Regions from separate parts of the Homo sapiens genome. Here region 2 is linked to region 1. Evidence: read pairs that join two places in POLR2A ChIA-PET (ENCODE). Cell type or tissue: GM12878. All regions are shown on one strand. Each heading gives the region's core, and the rest is flanking DNA. Links, peaks and the distances in the headings are about the cores only. Region 1 overlaps ANXA4 (annexin A4). Region 2 overlaps SNRNP27 (small nuclear ribonucleoprotein U4/U6.U5 subunit 27).

Region 1 (5,381 bases), core at 173-5,172:
CTCTCCAAGTAATCTTTATCACATCTACAGTATTCTAGCATTACCTGTTTAGTGAGCTGTTTAAGGTGGGGTTACCAAATCTACCCACATGAAAAACATCTGTGGCGTATAGAGTTCAGGCTTTCACATTTACCAACAAGTCAAACTAGATTCCTTTGTGGTTCTTTTGGTCACCAAGTCCGTAAGGTCCTCTGTGTGTGTCTGTCCTCTGACAAAAGCATTATCCAGTTGTATGAATTCTAAGGCAGCATCTTCCCTCTCCAAATTCTCATCCTGGGCCTCTACTTTCCTGTTTCTAAATTTTAGCAGTGCCTTGCACATAGCGGGCCTGCAAGAAATGCCTGCTGATTAATTGAACTGGCTGCCCCCGAAGCCATAGGACTGGCATTAATTGCTATGGCTCTTTGGGCTTCCTGAAGGCCTCATTGCTAGGAAGGGCCCTCTCCTGCTTCCTCAGCCCCCCTCTCCTCCTCTCACTTTCTTTCTGAGACCCATGGTATTCTCTAACCAACCATTAGCATAGTATCGAACTCCAGTCACACTGCGGTTTATTTTCCATCCACAATTGATTTTAGACTAGGGTTTTAGATAAGCCTCAAAAGCATTATTCTGGCTAAATGAAGCCAAACAAAGTATTTACATGAAACGCTAGAACGAACAAAGCTAATATATAGTGCTAGAAAGTGCAAAAGTGGTTGTCTGGGGCCAGTGATTGGGGGCACTGGTGAGGCAGAAGGGATACTAACTGTAGAGGAGCATGAGGCAACATCAAGGGGTGATGAAAATGTTCTTTACCTTGATTGGGGTAGTGTACCCGGATATATACATCTGCCAACACTCACTGAACTCCACTCATACCCATTAGAATGGCTACTATTCAAAACAGAACAACAGAAAACAACAAATGTTGGTGAAGATATGGAGAAACTTGAACCCTTCTACACTGCTGGTAAGAAAGTAAAATGGTACAGCCACCGTAAAAACAGTATGGTGGTTCCTCAACAAATTAAAAATAGAATTACCATATGGTCCAACAATTCCACTTCTAGGTATACATATACCCAAAAGAACAGGAAGCAGGAACTCGAAGAAATGTTTGCACATCCATGTTCACAGCAGCATTACTCACAATAGCCAAAAGTGGAAGCAAAACAAGTGTCCCTCAACAGATAAATGGATAAACACAATGTGGTGTGTGTGTGTGTGTGTGTGTGTATACACATATATACAGTGGAATATATACAGTGGAATATTATTCAACCTTACAGAGGAAGGAAATTCTGCCACATGCTATAACACTGATGAACCTAAGGACACTAAGCTAAGTGAAATAAGCCAGTCACAAAAGGATGAATACTACATGAATCCACTTATATGTACTCAAAGTAGTCAAATTCATAGAGACAGAAAGCAGAATGATAATGCTGGAGGAAAGGGAAGAGGGAGTTACAGCTAAATAGTACAGAGTTTCAGTTTTACAAGATGAAAAGAGTTCTGTGAATGGATGGTGGTGATGGTTGCAAAACAATGTGAATATACTTAATGTCACTGAACTGTTACATTTAAGAATGTTTAAGATGGTAAAATTTCATGTGTATTTATTTCACCACAATTTTTAAAAGTTGATTTTAAATGTTAACTCCTTAAAAGAAACGATGGCTCATCAAACTAACCACTTAAGATGGGTGCATTTTATGGTGGTATAAAACCTAAGTAAGAGGTCAAGTTCTCAACCTAAGTAAGAGGCTCACAGTGGCCTCTCAGGGAAGCACGCTGCTGTTATCCATCACTTAGCAACGCCCACTCTAAGGCAAAGTCCAAACCAGTGGAATCCATGTGGCTTTTGCACAGCATCATGAGTAAAATCCTCTCCTCAAGTATAACTGTTATTTAAAGAGAAAATGTGTCAAGCATGGTTAGGGTTATATCATGTTTCCTGATCTGTTCTCAGAGTTATTTTAGAATCAAAGTCCCTCGAGGAAACATGAAAGATCGCTTAATTTCATGTTCATCTTTCAGAAACACCATTGGTAAACTATTACAGGTGAGTGTGAAACTAATACAGAAATCCCAACAGGTTGATCACACAGGAACCCCAAGACGTTCATCACAAACTATTGGCATTGATCTCCAGTTCTTGTCTGTTCTATCACCAGGGATTCTCATCTGCACTTAGGCCCCTTCAGTCTCTTCTTATGGGTTACAAACTACAGGCCTCCATTTCCCAAGACCAAATTCCAAGGTTGGCCAGTAACGATGGTATCTTTTGTTGTCTTAGCAATCATAAGTCTTAGAGATAAAAGAAGAGGACCACGTCAGAAAAAAACTAAGGTCAGGTGCGGTGGCTCACGTCTGTAATCCCAGCACTTTGGGAGGCCGAGGAGGGCAGATCACAAGGTCAGGAGTTTGAGACCAGCCTGACCAACATGGCGAAACCCCATCTCCACTAAAAATATAAAAATTAGCCAGGCGTGGTGGCGCACGCCTGTAATCCCAGCTACTCAGGAGGCTGAGACAGGAGAATTGCTTGAACCCAGGAGGCGGAGGTTGCAGTGAGACGAGATCACGCCACTGCACTCCAGCCTGGGCAACAGAGCGAGACTCTATCTCAAAAAAAAAAAAAAAAAAGTATTATGTCCTGTGGTCACTGAAGTATTTAAAAATTAAAAATAATATCAGTTTGTCATTTAAAAAAAGAAAATGAATAAATTAAAGTACAGGAGGGAAGGGATTTGCAGTGAGTCAGTGATAAAGCTAGACCATTTTCCTTGTTGGGTTCTATTTGCCTGGAATATAGGCATTATGCAGCCCAGAACTTTCCTTCTGGCTCTAAAAACACAACATCACCACCTCTATTTGCCCACGTGGGGAAAAAACAAAAAGCCCTCTCTTTCCAGATGAACCAGAAAAGCAGCTTTGTTTCCTACACAGATTTCAACTGGCTCCACCTCGGAGATCTGGAACTGAGCAGAGAGTAAGCACTGCTCTCTTCAAAGTCTCACTTTGTTCTGGGGCCTCCCGCGCCCCGAAGTCATCAAGTTCCAGCTCTGTGGGCAACTCCTCCTCCCCTTGGATCAGCCATTCCCTCTCTGGGCCAGGGCAGGGTTCTGTCCCCACATCTTTCCAAAATTCAAGCTGATTCCGGCAGAAGAGCACAAAAACAGAACTGTAAAATTCTTCCACAGTGGATTTCTGATTCACGTGAGGAACTTACTATTTCTGATGCAGCAGCCGCTCCCAGTTTCTCATTCAAGATTCTCGTGAAGGCACAGGGAAGAAAAGGGAGAAACTCATGACACAATGGAAAAGACTAGGATGGTCATGAGATAATGTTAGAAGCTGAGAGGAAGTGAAACGGACTTACGGCAGATGGAGCTGGATGAAGAGTATGTGAGTGTGAGTGAGTATGAGTGTGTGTGAGTGTGTGAGTGAGTGTGTGTGTTTATGAGACAATAGGGAGATGGGGTCTGCCTCTCTAGCAGCTCTGTCTGATGTGGGGATCTATTCAGAACACCCTACCCTGAGGTGAGGAGCTGTGAGGTAGGCCCATAGCTGGCCCTCCTCATCCAAAGCAGGCCGAGAGGTGTTGGGGCGCGAATCATGGTGGCAGAGTAGATTCAAGGAGGCATGATCAGTGAGAAGCACCCTAGCAGAAATCCATGCTAGGAGTTATATTTTTAATATACATAAATACATACTTATTTATTTATTTTTGCCCAGAGAACCAGGCATTTGTGACAGAAAAAGAAGCAGAGAAGAACAAAGGGAAAACCAGCTAGCAACTGGGAATTAGACCAGGCCCATTACAATCCCTCCTCTGCTGTAAAGCTGATGCTAACACAGAAAGGTGCACGTGGTGGCACTAAAGTGTTCTGTTCACTATGTCTTTTTTTTTTTTTTTCCCCTAGACGGGGTCTCACTCTGTCACCCAGGCTAGAGTGCAGTGGCACTATCATAGCTCAGTGCAGCCTCCAGCTTTTAGGGTCCAGTGATTCTCCACCTCAGCCTCCCAAGTAGCTGTTGCTACAGGCATGAGCCACCTCGCCTGGCTCCTCACCCTGTCTTTTGACAGACTGTCTCTATACCCCAATATGGTGCCACCAGCTGCATGTTTCTGAGCAACTGAAAGTGGCTAGAGAGACTGAGAAACTAAATTTTAAATTTTGTTTCATTTTAATTATATTTAAATTTTGAAATTGATGCAGTATGAAATATTTCCCCATTACACACAGCTTTATTGCTCTGGTAGGGCTACATTGTTCAACCATTGTATGTGTAGGGCACATGTCAAGCATGTGGCATCTTTTCTAGTATTACACGTAATCACTAATCTAGTTGGTGCCAACAGATTTATTCACTTTGATATTTTTCTAGGCACTGATGCAATATTTTAATGTATTTATTTGAAGAAGTTTTACAGACAGCACAAGTTTGAGTTATTTTAACATAATTAAATTATTTTCTAGTTAAAAAGTAGCTATGGACACATTTTAAGTTTTTTTTTTTTTTTTTTTAAGACAGCATCTTGCTCTGTCACAGACGGGGTCTCACCATGTTGTCCAGGCTGGTCTTGAACTCCTGGGCTCAAGCGATCCTACCACCTCAGACTCCCAAAGTGCTGGGATTACAGGCGTGAGCCACTGCACCCAGCTACGTTTTAAGATTTAAAACAAAGGCACGTTACTGATGTACAATTGAGTGGAGTAGCAGAAGCATCACGGCTGGCACAGTAAAGAACAAGAGATGGAATTGACAAGAGAGTTCGTGAATTAACTTGGAAAGATGCAGTTTTAAAAGCGAGAGCCTTTTCACTTCGAAGTGAAATTCTTTTAAAAAACATGAATCAGTTTTTTCCATGTGGATGCAAATATTAAAGGAAAATTATTTTAGGTACTTGATTTAGTTATTGGAAAAATTTTTGAAGTATGTTTGAAATAATTTGAGCATGTAAATTGATGTGAAAACTGAACATTTCATGAAATCTAAATACAGACATTTGATGAAAAATTTGCATTCAGATTTGGATGTGCTATCAGTTTAAAATACACATCAGACTGCTACAACACAGCACGAAAAGAAGCCTATAAAATATCTCATTAATAATGTTTATATTGATTACATGTTGAAATGATATTACTTTGGGTATATTGGGTAAAATATATCTATATTATTAAGTTAATTTTGCCTGTTTCTTTACTTTTTTGAATGTAATTACTAGACAATTCAAACTTGCATTTGTGGCTTACTTTATATTTATTTATTTTTTAATTAATTAATTAATTAATTAATTTAATAGAGACGAGGTGTCACTATGTTGCCCAGGCTGACCTTGAACTCCTGAGCTCAAGCTATCCTCCCACCTTGGCCTCCCAAAGTGGTTC
Region 2 (5,381 bases), core at 179-5,178, 140 kb before region 1:
AGACACAAATGCTAGGTTGTTATGTGTTACTCCATCTTGACCTTTCTGAATGTAGCACCCATCCTCTTTTTCACAAATTCTTGTTCAGGTCTTCTGATCAGCCAAGTCAACTCAACATACCCACTTTCCCCCATGTTGTTCCTCATGCCTGAATTGCCTTCCCTGCCTCCAACTTGAACTATCTGGTTATTACCCATTGTTCAAGGCCCAATTCAAACATTCCAGGTGCCAGGAAGTGCCCTCTTCTCTAACTGCTGAAAAATGTTAACTGTGCCTTCCTCACAGTACCCTCTATTTCTTTCTTTCTTTCTTTTTTTTTTTTGAAATGGAGACTTGCTCTGCCACTAGGCTAGAGTGCAGTGGCGCAATCTCGGCTCACTGCAACCTCCGCCTGTCGGGTTTAAGTGATTCTCCTGCCTCAGCCTATCGAATAGCTGGGACTACAGGCATGCACCACTACGCCCAGCTAATTTTTGTATTTTTAGTAGACATGGGGTTTCATCATGTTGGCCAGGATGGTCTTGACCTCTTGACCTCGTGATCCCCCGCCTCGGCCTCCCAAAGTGCTGGGATTACAGGCATGAGCCACTGCACCCAGCCCAGTACCCTCTATTTTCTACCCTATAAAACCATGATGTACATCATAAAGTTATTTTCCCTATGAGACTGCAAGCTTCTTGATGGAGGGATATGTCTGAGAGTCACCTTTGCATTCTCACATCCTAGGTCACTGCACTCCCAGATATTCAGAAAATGACTTAGATGAGTATCATCAGCTAACGTCGTGACACATACAAGTGACCCCCACCTCCTCCCTCTCCCATTACTACTTATGCAAGATTAGCCTATCTGTGTAGTGTACTTAATTAGATATTGGTGTCAGGGCAAAGACCGATTCTGACCCACTGGCCAAAAGGCATACACAGACGAACAGTATATTTGAAGTGGGGCTAAAATAAATGTATTTGGTCTTACTTTTCTATTCCTATTTTCATGTATTTTTTTGGAGGTGGAAGGTAAGTCCTGAACAAATTACTTGTGAGGTATATGATTTTGAACTCCCTATAATAGGAAGTAAGCATGACTTAGAAAGACTGGTCTTGGGCACAAAAAAGTAAATGATGATAACCTTTTTACAAAGTTCGATTCCTAAAGGTTTACTGATTTCTGGAAACTATTTGCAGAATTGCATATTATTAGCCCTATCCTCATTTATTTACATGCTGGCATAGAAAATTATCCATTAATAAACAAAACCAAACTTTGAAACCATCTAGAAAAATGTTATTGAAGTAATTGCAGTTTTAGCCATTATTTTCAATGGCAAAAACTGTAATTACTTTTCCACCAATCTAATAAGATGAAAGGGAAAAGCCAAGCACATTGCTGTGAGGCTACAGTCCCAGCTACTTGGGAGGCTGGGGCAAGAGGATTTCTTGAGCCAAGGAGTTTGAGTACAGCCTGGACAACATAGGAAGACTCTGTCTCTTCAAAAATAAAAAAAAAAAAATGGACTGAGGCAGGAGGATTTCTTGAGGCCATGAGTTCAAGACCAATCTAGGCAGCACAGCAAGACCCTATCTCTGCAAAAAATAAAAACATTATCCTGGCGTGGCGGCATGTGCCTACTCTCAGCTACTCCAGAGGCTAAGGCAGGGAAATTGCTTCAGCCCAGGAGGTCAGGCTGCAGTGAGCCATGATCATACCACTGTACTCCAGTATGGGTGGCAAAACAAGACCCTGTCTCTAAAAAACTAAAAAATGAGGCCGGGCGCAATGTCTCACGCCTGTAATCCTAGCACTTTGGGAGGCCAAGGCAGGTGGATCCCTTCAGGCCAAGAGTTCGAGACCAGCCTGGCCAATATGGCGAAACCCCATCTCTACTAAAAATACGAAAATTAGCCAGGCGTGGTGGCAGGCGCCTGTAATCCCAGCAACTTGGGAGGCCAAGGCAGGAGAATCGGTTGAACCCAGGAGGCGGAGGTAGCAGTGAGCCGAGATTGCGCCGCTGCACTCCAGCCTGGACAACAGAGCGAGACTCTGTCTCGAAAAAATAAAATTAAAATAAAAAATAATACAAATAAAAAAATGAAAATACAATCAAATAGAAAGGAAAATGGGTGACTATACTGGCATATGAAGAGGTCCCACAATAGATCAATGATGAAACATCACAAGACACACATTACTTAAAAACACAAATGAGCTGACGTTATAACTGATAGCCATGAAGCCAACTGCATATAAACTAAATTGACATCCTTGTAGATGTCATTTTAAAAAACTGACATCAATTAGTGTGATGGTACTCCATAATTTTTTTAAGATCTATGACTTTTCACCTAAGTTTTCCTTTATAAGCAAACATCTTCTTCACTGACTACATTTAAGTGATGGGTGGCACCACCCTTAGATCTGACTTTCAGGAACTTTAAACCTAACATCCAGCAACAGGAAAACCAAAAAACAAAGAAAATAATTCCATTTTCTTTGGGGAAAAAGTTCCCTCCCCATTCTTCTAAAGACAATAAAACTATAGTTGCTTTACTTTTGACATATTTTAATTCACCCAACATATATCTTAATAAACTTACATTTCACCCAACATATATCTTAATAAACTTTCATTTATAAAATAGTCTTTGGAAAATAAATAAGAATTTAGGGCATTCAAGGGAAAAAAGCTGATAAATAAACTTCATTAAATTCCAAAACAGAGCTCACATAACCATTGCAAGAACAAGAGCTTGTTCTTAATTTCTCACCTCAAAACAGTCATGCCTCAGTACTCCTAAGTTACACACTGTCATTTTAAAACATGTGAGCCCTACACAGTCACATTAGTTAGAAAGAAACTTACAGCCACTGAGATTACCCCATTCCATTAGCAACTCAATGGAATACAAGACTTGGGAAAGTGGATTATTTTTGACAACTTTTTCTCAAACATCTCTATTTCCATTTGCAAAACTAAATGGAAAGACTTAAAATTCTAGAAAAGAGATTTTAAAAAATATGTTTTTCTTTCCACACACCCTCCCTCTCTCCATCCCCTCTCCTCTCTTCATTTCCTCTCTCTATACCCATCTCTCTCTTCCCCCATCTCTCGCTCTATGCTCTCCCTCCTCTATATAATCCCTCCCTCTTTTTCCTCTTCCCTCATCTCTCTGCTATTATGAAGGCTAGACAGCATTCCCTCCCCTATCCACCCCACTTCTAAGCTATGAGACAAGTATGCAGCTGCCCAATGTCATCTCTATCTGGCAGCTGGATTTTGTTCTTCCATTTCCCAGCAGTTCCCCTTCCAGAAACTCTGTTCTGGGTTAACTGTATCACTCAGGGTCCCAGCCTGACACCTGAGAGGCATTACTAACTACTCACTCCCACTTCCCCCAGCTCCTGAATCATTCTCAACTCAGTTCAGGCCTTTATCATCTTTCACTTGCACAAATCAGCAGTTCTCCCTGCCTTCAATCTAACCCACCTCCCATCTGTCCTCCATGCTGCCCCCAGAGTCATTATTCCAAAACACACATATAACCATGCCACTCCCTTATTTAAAAATCACTACTTCCTCTCCTCAACACCAAAAGAATAAACTCTGAATTCCTTAGCATGACTAAGGGCATCAAAAGCCCTCTGTGATTTGCCTCCTACCTCTATTTCTAGCCTAAGTCACTAGCCCATCAGCACCCCTTTATCCCTGGTCGAATCTGAAATTCCCACAATACACTATGCTCCTTTACACCTACATGGCATTTTCATGAGCTCTTCCCTCTACCTGAAATAATCTTCTTCCTCTTCTTTGTCTGATCACTTCTACTTGTCCTTTAAAATCTAATTCAAACATCGTCCCTGGCAACCACTCCCTGAATTCCAATGGCAGTTCACTGTTTCCTCCTTTGTATTCTCAAAGCCCTTCAAACAGATAGTTATTGTCTTATAACCAAATAAATTTGTATAAATGGAAAAGAACATGGAAAGATAGGACAGTCATAACATATTAATTCAAATGAGAATGTTGCACGTTTTACTTACTTTTGTGGAGTCAAAGGAGGCAAATCCCATTAACTTCATCATTTCTATTTCTTCCTCTGTTTTGCCCTCTAAGTCTTCCTCTGCAAAAAAGAATAATTTTGTGACCTCTCTATCATTTCAAATATATACATAAATAAAAAGAGAGGTGGTAACAGATTAATAGTCATTCCACCTCACTAGCAGAGAACACACAAAACAATTAGCTGAAGATGAGTCTAATGAAAAAATTCCTCTTACATTTGGACAGAATGTAACTTATGGTACAAAAAAAAAGTCCTCTCCTTGAAGCCTTTAGACAGGATTACCTTTTAAAAAAAAACCTGGGTTTCATATTAAGGACTACCTTTAATATCAGGCATGACACTATATAGTTCTGAAGACACTTCCAAAATAGAATATTCTCATGTTTTTAACTATCGTTCTATATCAGGAGCACCATAGATAACCAGCAACTTGCTAGGGTGCAATTAAAACAAAATCTCAGGCTGGGCACGGTGGTTCACGTCTATAATCCCAGCACTTTGGGAGGCCGAGGCGGGAGGATCACCTGAGGTCAGGAGTTTGAGACCAGCCTGGCTAACATGGTGAGAACCCGTCTCTACTAAAAATACAAAAATTAGCCGGGCATAGTGGCGGGTGCCTGTAATCCCAACTACTCTGGGACGCTGAGGCACAAGAATTGCTTAAACCCAGGAGGCGGAGGTTGCAGTGAGCCAAGATTGTGCCATTGCACTCCAGTCTGAGTGACAAGAATGAAACTCTATCTCAAAAAAAAAAAAACCAAAAAAAACTCAAAACCATATGCAATGAATACTATAAAAGGCTTAACATTTAAATGTTCAAGATTAAACTTTTATAATTTTATCATCACTGTACTTTTCCTACAGTTATTTATCTAATAACATTACCAGTAATCTGCCGTTCTTTGCTCTTTGTTTCTTTTGTTTCTTTCTTTTCCTCATCTCTTCTTTCTTTCAGTCGAGAAGGGGAAGGAGATGTGGATCTATGTCGTCTTGGAGATCTAATATTTATAAGCAAAGATGTTAGAAACAGACAGACATATCAACTTTGTATCAATCAGCACAGATATACATGAGGTGAGCTCCACAGAACCACGAGTCATTCCGTATAGCAAAGTGAGGAAAAAGGTTCTGCCAAGGCCTTGATTGTTAACAAAAAAATTTTTTAATGTAGTTTACTGCTTAATCATCAGTTGCATTCAGTACAACTAGGGCTAGAAAGCTTTCTGGAAGGCAGAAAAATGTAAATTAAAAGTTTCTAACAACCACACACAAATATACAAAAAAGCTGACTTAAACAGCAATTGATGGTTATTAAGACTC

Evidence for each region. Peaks named below come from ENCODE experiments on the same cell type or tissue, not always from the same donor. Only the 100,000 strongest peaks of a DNase experiment are listed, where the experiment ranks them.
Region 2: POLR2A ChIA-PET joins it to region 1 with 8 read pairs; 5 of 35 experiments call an interaction of 5 or more read pairs at or near these places.

Annotation. Positions count from the first base shown.
Region 1 is chr2:69,760,910-69,766,290 of GRCh38, reverse strand. The region is part of intron 1 of ANXA4 (annexin A4); the gene reads right to left. Among named protein-coding and RNA genes, the nearest start is that of ANXA4, 21 kb to the right of the region's middle. RefSeq lists an enhancer at 3,599-3,658. In GM12878, for the core only: no CTCF peak of the experiment used is centred there; no DNase peak of the experiment used is centred there; H3K4me3 peaks cover 659 bases; H3K27ac peaks cover 2,945 bases.
Region 2 is chr2:69,896,114-69,901,494 of GRCh38, reverse strand. SNRNP27 (small nuclear ribonucleoprotein U4/U6.U5 subunit 27) reads right to left here. Exons shown (of 6, transcript NM_006857.3): 3 at 4,947-5,059; 4 at 4,039-4,118. Among named protein-coding and RNA genes, the nearest start is that of SNRNP27, 4.8 kb to the right of the region's middle. In GM12878, for the core only: no CTCF peak of the experiment used is centred there; no DNase peak of the experiment used is centred there; H3K4me3 peaks cover 59 bases.